Regions from separate parts of the Homo sapiens genome. Here region 1 is linked to region 2. The links are chromatin contacts, found by Hi-C or POLR2A ChIA-PET in ENCODE. All regions are on one chromosome and are shown on one strand. The core of a region is the stretch at or near the end of the contact, and the rest is flanking DNA. Distances in the headings are between cores, read along the strand shown.

Evidence for each region. A loop is a pair of places that touch in the nucleus more often than their neighbours do. ChIA-PET counts read pairs that join two places held with the same protein, here RNA polymerase II (POLR2A). Pooled maps may share reads with other maps.
Region 1: a map of CD14-positive monocyte shows a loop between it and region 2 (2.2-fold over the local background). The contact joins the promoter of DLEU7-AS1 here to the enhancer-like site in region 2. A Hi-C loop is called at or near these places in 1 of 168 maps with a recorded cell type or tissue (CD14-positive monocyte), 1 of 37 single-sample maps with no recorded cell type and 1 of 50 pooled maps. POLR2A ChIA-PET finds 5 or more read pairs at or near these places in 2 of 52 experiments (Caco-2 and activated B cell).

Annotation. Positions count from the first base shown.
Region 1 is chr13:50,804,935-50,809,521 of GRCh38, reverse strand. DLEU7-AS1 (DLEU7 antisense RNA 1) reads right to left here and starts at 1,667. Exons shown (of 5, transcript NR_046551.1): 1 at 1,536-1,667; 2 at 816-982. It also overlaps a transcript of DLEU7 not described here.
Region 2 is chr13:50,712,897-50,717,070 of GRCh38, reverse strand. It overlaps a transcript of DLEU7 not described here. Among named protein-coding and RNA genes, the nearest start is that of DLEU7-AS1, 93 kb to the left of the region's middle. Within about 2 kb of position 2,015, at least 4 of the 41 ENCODE cell types and tissues checked have a DNase peak (open chromatin) inside an H3K27ac peak, as active enhancers do; they include CD14-positive monocyte, where a contact is called at or near this core.

The DNA.
Region 1 (4,587 bases), core at 418-2,917, 93 kb before region 2:
TTGAATTCTCACTCCTCTGAGACCAGCTGAGGTTATTTTACTTCATTTAACTAGCCAGATGATAGGTTGACTGATGGGGCCATTATGTCCGGCGTCAAGTAATTTTAGAATGAAAATTATGCAATAGGTTAGACCACAGCTCAATTTTTATCACCCCAATTGCATACAACGTCCCTAATGTGATTGCCTTTGGGCTAAGATGGAAAGAAATGTTCAGTCCCAAAGTGGCTATATTTTCTGGAATAGATTGAGTGAAACGTCTCTTTTTTTCAACCAAAACACATGGAAATAAATTTCTTCGGTTTTACTTTCTAAATATCTGGTACAAGGTAAAAACTGCAGTGATTAATATGTCCTATGGGGCTGCCGGTTGGTGAGGAAAGGTTGTCAAACTTTAGATAACTCCACCAAGTTGCTATTATCATTTTTAGGCCTGGGTCAGTCAAGTAGGTAGACAAGCTTCTTGACATGTGGAATTGACTGGGACACTGGTAATTGATCCTATTTAAGAAAATGTCCTCAACGCAATGATTTTGCTTAAGTACCTTCTTATTTTAAATGTACCCCAGGACACCATAGTTGTTTCTCTCTGTGGCTTTTTAATTTCCCTTTTTGTTCCAACTGACCTTTCTAAGTTTTTTTTTTTCCTTCTGAAATAAAGAATTCTAAACTCATGATTTTACAGAAAAGCTCAGTTTGCAAGAATATCAGCAATTTCTTATTTAAATATCTTCTACTATACCCAATTGCTAGAGCATAACTCTTGGCTCCTAAACCCAATTTATAAATCAGTCATCCTTTCCACCCCTACTCACCCCAAATTTGTTCTTCTTCCTGGTGTTGCTGTCTTATTTCTTGGCACCCTCATCTACTCAACAGCAGCAGAAGAAAAGAAGAAACTTCATAGTTGGAGGATCTTCCTTCTATCTATTTATTCATCCATTCACTCAACACATATCTGTGTCAGATACTGCTCCAGGTACTAGAGACAAGCATGTACAGGACAGATATGGAACTCTGTTCTCACAGTGATTATACAGCGATTATATTCAAGTACATTTCTTCTAGAAACACTTGGTACTTCTTGCAGGGACCCCCAACCTCATATAAGTATATATACTTAAATATGTCTAACAGATCTTGATATATTACATATTTAAGTAAATAATGATAGAAAATGAATATTCTTACATGGATGCCCCAATTTCTTTCAGCTGCCTCAGATACTCACTGGATAGTGATAGCCAATGATATGCCAGACTTGATATTGATTGATAATGTTATGGCCCCACCAGGGAAGGTTAGAAGAATGGAAGCTGCTTATTTCAAATTTGAATGAGCAATCAAACATTCCTGTTCTGATTAATGTTTTTTTGCCTTGATGCACATATAAGAACTGGGACTAGCAGAAAGGGTTTAGCTTAGGACTGTGGAGAAATGCTTTTCTTCATTTCTGATAAAGCTCCATTTGCTGTTTGATCCTGTCTTCTTGATCTCCCAAGTTCCTGATAAGTCTACAAAGCTAAAACACTCACAGTTTGATCATTAGTAGTGTAGATCTTCCTCTCATTCAATGGAAGTCTTCTCTTGGAGGTCAGCAGTAAATGTCTCATTGCCGTGACCCACTGGTCAGTCCTTATGCCTCTTCATCTTTGCACATGCTGATCCCTTTCTCAGAAAGAAAGTCCCTTTAGCCAGGCATCATCTCCTTTGAGAAGCTTTCGCTGACCTCAGACTGGAGAACTCTATTATAGCATTTGACACTCCCCACAAAGGGGAGAACAGTAAGTTGCAGTCTGATGAAGTCATATGATGCCCGGGCTGGCTTATGAGTAAAGAGGTGAGAAGGTCTCCTACTGAAACAGATTTTCCCTCTTTCTTCCCCTTACAATAGCCTTTCAAAGTTCTTGAAATGTCCATTAAGGAATTCCTATACTTTACTTTTGATTTCACAATTTCTCAGTCAAAAGCTCAATATCATTGCATAGGATAATACATTACCTTAAAAAAAAAAACACCAAAAAAACCTCAACACTCAAAGATTAAATTTGTGTTTGGAAAAGGCTTTATAGGCAGTGGTACCTGGAAACTGGTGCTTGAGAGAAGCAGGAGGAGGGAGGGGAGATGTCAAATACCATCTTTTAAAAAATTTGTTTGTTTTTGATGACCATCTTTAAGAGATTTTTAAATGCCATGTATGAATTCAAGAAAGAGAATAAAGCAGGATTCTAAGAAATAATAGAAAGCTTCTTAAGGAAGCCGGTATAGTATCATTTTATATCTCTGATATTTCTGCTCATCTACTAAAGCTCATTAAAACCTATTAATGATTAGGAAATACTTATGTTTTATGAAATGTATAAAAAAATTTAAAGATAACAATCTAAACTCTCTTTAAAAATTAATTTTTATATATATCTTAACACCATTTAACACACTTAATTTTAGTACTTCTTTACTAAAGTTTGCGGAGGCAGACTACTCTTAAAAGTAGGAAAAAAAAAGGCAGAGGAGCAGACCGACTTTTTTTTTTTTTTTTTTTTTTGAGAGGGAGTCTAGCTCTGTCACCCAGGCTAGAGTGCAGTGAGTCTAGCTCTGTCACCCAGGCTGGAGTGCAATGGTGCGATCTCTGCTCATTGCAACCTCCACTTCCCAGGCTCAAGCAATTCTCCTGCCTCAGCCTCCCGAGTAGCTGGGATTACAGACTTCTGAAATTCTGAATAGTATAAATACAACTGGAATTACACTTTATTTTTAAATATACATTTCTAGGTAAAAACATAATTAAAGATCAAATAATTTTGGTTAAATTTTAAAATAAGCCCAATATGTAACTAAATAAGTCTTAGCAGAAAAATGTGAGGATAAAGTTGAGATTGCTCCTATTTTTTAATATTTATAGCATTTATTTATTTGTAATTACTTGTGAAGTTTCAAGTATTAAATATTACTCCGAGCTGTCTAATATGAGTCAGAATTTAGGGCAATAGAAAATATAAAACAAATTTTTCCTTACTAATACATGTTTTTTAAAAAGTTGTGTTTATGTTCTTCATTGAGAACTAAATAATCACTAAAAGAATTGCAGAAGTCATAAAATCATTAAATTAAGGAGAGAAAATCTCTATATATTCAGGATAAAGACATTTAGTATGCTAAGATCTCTATCCAATGGTCAAAAAACAACCAACCAAAGATGAAAATAAAAAATAATTTCTTGGAATATTATCTGAGGACTTCCAATTTTAACATGCAGAGCTAAGTGAGTATTTTCTTATTCATATCTCAGAAAAACCAACCAAAACATCAAGGGAATCAAGAAAAACAGTAATGCAAAGCTTATCCTTTGTAAAACTAGGAAACAACAGAGATTTTTAAATGAGAGAGAGAGAAGACTTAGTGGCATAGGACATAGGAAGTACCAGAGTGAAGATGCCTGTGGATTCTGAGCTTCAAGAAAGTCATAAAAGCACAATTCTAAGTGATACATACTGAAATGTAAATGGAGGTTTTTACAATAGAGGGCAGCAAACCACTTCTTATACAACCAAATAGTAAATATTTTAGAATTTCTGGGCCATATGGTCTCTGCCATAACTATCAAATTCTGCCACTGTAGTGCTGAAGCAACCATGTACAATAAACAAATGGGCATATCTATATTCCAATAAAACTTTACTTCCCAAAAAAGAAAGCTAGCCAATGGGCTATAGTTTGCTGATATTTGTTCTCTAGCAATAAGGGTGTGTCAGCTTGACTGAGTGCTTCCCTGGGCCTCAAAGTGGTGAGGTTTCTAGAAAAAGGAAAGGCGATAAAGCTGAATGAGAAGTGGTAGGAAACTGCACAAAGAAGACAGGGCATTGCTGAAAGCATAGCTAGACATGTGGAAGACGGAATTAGAAAAAAATGAGTAAAAAGAATAAATAAAAAAGATATTTAAAAGGGTTATATGATAGATGCAAAATATATAAAAAAATCAAACATATGCATAATTGGTGTTCTTGAAGAAGAAAATCAAAATAATAAAACAATAACTGTTAGGATTATTACACAAAAATTATGAATATAAAGCATTATTAAACAAAATCCAATTACACATTAAAAAACTAACACACCATGAGCAATTATATTTATTCTAGAATGCAAGGATGGTTCAATATTAGGAAATCTATTAATATATTTCTACCACACTAATAGATTAAAAATCATGTTTCTAGATGCTGAGAGACATTTGATAAACTCCAACATCCATTCTTACTAAACAAGCAAATAAACAACAAAACAAAACTGTCAATAAATGGCAATAGATACTTCCTTAACCTAGTGCAATATACTAATCTCAATCTAAAAGCTAGTGCTATAATCTATAAGGAAACTCAGAAATATTTATATTAATGTCAGGAACAAGACAAGAATGTCTACTACCACAACTATTCATAGACGTTGATCTAGACATCCTAAGCAATGCAGTTTTACAAGAGAGAAAGAAAATGTATACAAATTAGAAAAGAAAAAGACAAATAATAATTGCTTGTAGATTATAAAAGTAAAAATTTTATTATATAAAAAGTGAGCCAACTGAAAAAA
Region 2 (4,174 bases), core at 766-3,265:
GATTAGATTATTTTCAATTTATTATTCAGAATAAATATATCTTTTTTCTTTAACTTCTCAAATAGTTATTGAATTGTATTGGTTTAAATTAAATGCGTCATGTGTATATATAGTATTAATTCAAGAGATACAAAAGGAAATTGAGTGAAAAATAAGTCTGCCTCCTTCCCATCACTCTCATGTCTCTACCTAGAGGCAATTATTGTCAACAGTTTTTGATGTGTCTTTCAAAAAATAGTCCATTAAGCCTGGTGTACTAGATCTCTTTTAAAAGTTTACAACCTGTTACAGAATATATATAAATGTTCAATTACTAGTAACACCTTATTACATATACAGATTACAACTTAGAAATATATTTTCATGACCATTATGTCATTTGATTCTCCCTACAATCCTATGAACAAGGCAGGGGAGACATTGTTGTTACCACCTTACACATGAAGAAACCAATGCTCAAAAATGTAAAATGATCTGCCCACGTGTATATAGTTAGTGAGAGTCCCAGTTCTAGAACAATAACTAGTCTAATGCTCTTTCCGTGACATCACGGAAAAGGTAGCCCAAGGATTAGAGATCAAAAAACATTAGCCTTCCTCGATCAGTCAAAGTACTCTTTCTGTATAGTGTCAATTAACAGAGAATTTACTATGTTCAATATGGTACCAAGAGGGCATTATTCCATGTAAATAATATAGCATATAAAAACTCAATATTCTGGCTTTGCAACTGTGGTCATTAAGCTGTAACCAAACATTTCAATGAAACAAGGGCTTGAGTTCCTGTTAATGGAGATGTTTGGCCCTTCTCTTGAGATAGCCCTTGGTGATCAGAACCTACACATTGCTAGAGAAGGGTTGGGGCATTTGTGAATCTGGTCTATTAAACAAAAAAGACCAAGCAGGAAGCAATTCTATTCTTTCTTAGAACTGCCCAGTGAACTTGTTTCCTTATTTGGTGATAAAATCCTAGGTTGATCTAACATTTATGCCACCTTTCAGTTACTAACAAATACTTTGTGTTTTGAGATCTTGAAGGTCCAGTTCAGTCTAACATCAAAGCTTCCTGTGTCCCCAGCCCAGACCTGCCTCAGCAGGGTGTGGAGGGGAAGCAGTGCATGGCCAGGTGGCAGGGAGCTGCAGGGTAGCAGCAAGGTGTGCCAGGGCATGACAGCCAAACTTACCTTTCTGCTACTCTTCTTTGGCTCTTCTGCTGCCTTTGGGTCCTCCCACATCAGAACAGCAGTAGGGAGGAAAGGCAAGGTTGTGATTTGGTAGCATTATCTGGCATAGACGTTGTCTGAAGGCCGATGATTTTCTCAAGTGGAATCTTCGGAGTTTTTCCGAAACACCTCCACTAGGGAGCTGCCATTGTAGCTTCCTAACACACGTCTCCTCCAGCTATGACTTCCCCTCCTCCATCTCCGACTTCTTCCTGCTGGGGTTCCTTGTGTCTCCTGTTGGTTCCTCCTTTTGAGTGGAGCCCCATTCTCGGCTGATAGCCCAGTTCCGTTCCCTGAGTCCTCCAGGGCAACATCCCCTTTGCTGCGCCATCGGCGGAAGTGCGACTTCTCCAGCTCTCGCCCCCTTTCTCCTTTAGCTGCCACCGGCTGCTCTGTCTAGCTTCTCACCTGCTGGCTTTTCAGGTACTAATCTCTATGTGGTAGGCTGAATAAGGCCCCCACCAAAGATGTCCTTTTCCTAATCCCCAGAACCTGTGAATAGCTTACATTACACGGCAACAGGGACTTTGCAGATGTGGTTAAGGTAACAGATTTTTAGATGAGGGGATTATCCTGGATTATCGGGTAGGCTCAAAATAATTACATGATCCTTTAAAAGCAGAGAACATTTCCCGACGAAAGTCAGAGAGATGAGGCCTCGTGAGAAGGATTCCACACACTCACACTCTCGCTGGCTCTGAGATGTAGGTGCCCTTGTGCAAGAATCAGAGAGAGGCTGCAAGGAGCCAGTGGCAGTTCCCGCCGACAGCCCGCAGGGAAGCAGGGACCTCAGTCCATCAGGCAAATTGAACTGAATTCCGCCAACAAGGCGCAGAGGCCTGGAAACAGATGCTTCATTAGAGCCTCTAGGAGGGAGTACAGCCTGGCCAACACCTTGATTTCAGCCCTGTGAGGCTTGAAGCCCACACACCAGCCGCGCCCACTGGACTTCTAACCTACAGAACTGTGAGGTAGTAATTTTGCTATTTTTAAGCTGTTAAATGTGTGCTAATTTGTTTCAGCAGCAATAGACACTAATACATTCTATGTTCCCCAAAGCCTAGGGGTCCTAGGTCAGCTCTCCAAGTAATTCTCTGAAGGCCCCCTCTTATTTGCGTAAGATGAGGGGAAAACACATGAGAAGGGAGGAGGAAGCATTTTAGCAGCCTGAAAGCTCTGTCTCATGAAATCCTTGCCGTCCTCATTAATTTACAAGTCTCCCCTTGCGTAGCTAAGATTTGAGCGATGGTTTCAGGGTTATTGGACCATTTTTTTGGTCACTCCTTAGCAGATGACATCTCCTGAGAATAGATGAGCATTTTTAACAATATTTTTTTTTCTCAGCTCAAAGATGTCAGCTAGCACTGAGAAAACAGGAAAAGTCTCATTTTAATATCCTGTTACTTAAAGGTATTCACAGAATGGCTTACCGTTTTAGGTTTAACATTCTAATGATATGCCAGATGGACTGGGGTTGCTCGGAAAAAGCTGGGTGACAGGAGAAGGAGTTGAGATCCCAGAAAGAGAATTCACCACTAGGGTGGGAAGACAGACAGGTCAGAAAATAGCCACGTTGCCCAAGACCGGAATTAATGTGGATGAAACAACGCTTCTAGCCCTAGACCTCAGGCATGGCGGGATCCAAGGCAGAGGTGAGAAGGGAGTTTGTGTTCAGTGGCTCACCAGTAAGCAGGACTCTTATGCCTTCCTACAATGATCCTGCAAGAATGGAATAAACTGAGACTACATAGCTTGAGTATGTGCAATAGTTGACCACTTCCTTTCTGTGTTTTGTGGTTTCACAACTTGAGTTTCCAACAGAGCATGGGAGTGAGGGGAGTCAGAGACAGAGCAGCAGTTCTGTAACACAGCCGACAGTCTTCATGAGGGTAGGGGCAAGGCCCTACTGCCCGGTCCGGGAGGCCACATGCGGGCAGAGTCTGGGTCGTTTTCACATCTGCGGAATGATGTGTGTCTGAGGAGGGAGGCAGGTGGGAGACAACTTCCTTACAGTCCCCATCCCGTGTTGCTGCCTTTAATGAGCTTTTAGGAGGCATGATTTCATAGCCTAGTTTATTTTATAATCAAGCCCAGCTTCCTCTGTTAGACCAATCAGTACCTATTAACTGAATGCCTACCGTATGCAGGCTTATGACGCCAGGAACAAATACGTCCATGATGCTGTTGCTGTTTAGGAATTGTAAGATCATGGATAGAACCCCTTTCCTGTCAAGAGCTCACTTTTTCCATAGAGTGAAGGGCAGCTGTAAGGTTATTTCTAGAATTCTATTTTCCTTCCCTTCTCATTTCAGGAAGAAGAAGATGAACATAAAATACAAAGAAAAAGATTAATATAAAGTATAAAGATAGCTATAGAGAAGTCTTCTTCCTGGGTTGTTTGACTCGAAATTAGGGTCCTTCTATGCATATTTTGTGTTTCTCATGTAATTATCTATAATGGGTAGCCAAGAAATGTGTGTTAGCCCATATCTCCAGTACCTAATGCCATTCCTAAAATGCAATATAGTGCTCAGTAAATAATTGTTGAATCAATGAATATAAAAAATGCAAAGCAAGCATTTGAGATATTATGCTACATTTCTTTCAGCTTCAACTCCTGGCTAATGAGTGAAGAAGGTCACTGTAGGAGTGTGAGGACCATCAGGAGCTTCATATTTCAATAACCAGTGCCAAATTCTGAATGCCAGATGGGATGAGATGGGATGTTAAACCACTTCTTATTACCACGTTGTTGGCCTCCATTGCCTTCGTATTGGTCTCCAATTGCATGGTCTCTGTGGATCTCTGACTTCTTATTACCTCCGATTGGAACGCGCCACAAATCATCCTGCTTTCTTTATCCTCTCTCACCTCCAAGTAATCCTGTCATCTTGCTCCAATTAGAGCCGCTTCCATTAAGAAGATCGTGACAAATTCCCTACCCCTGTTTGC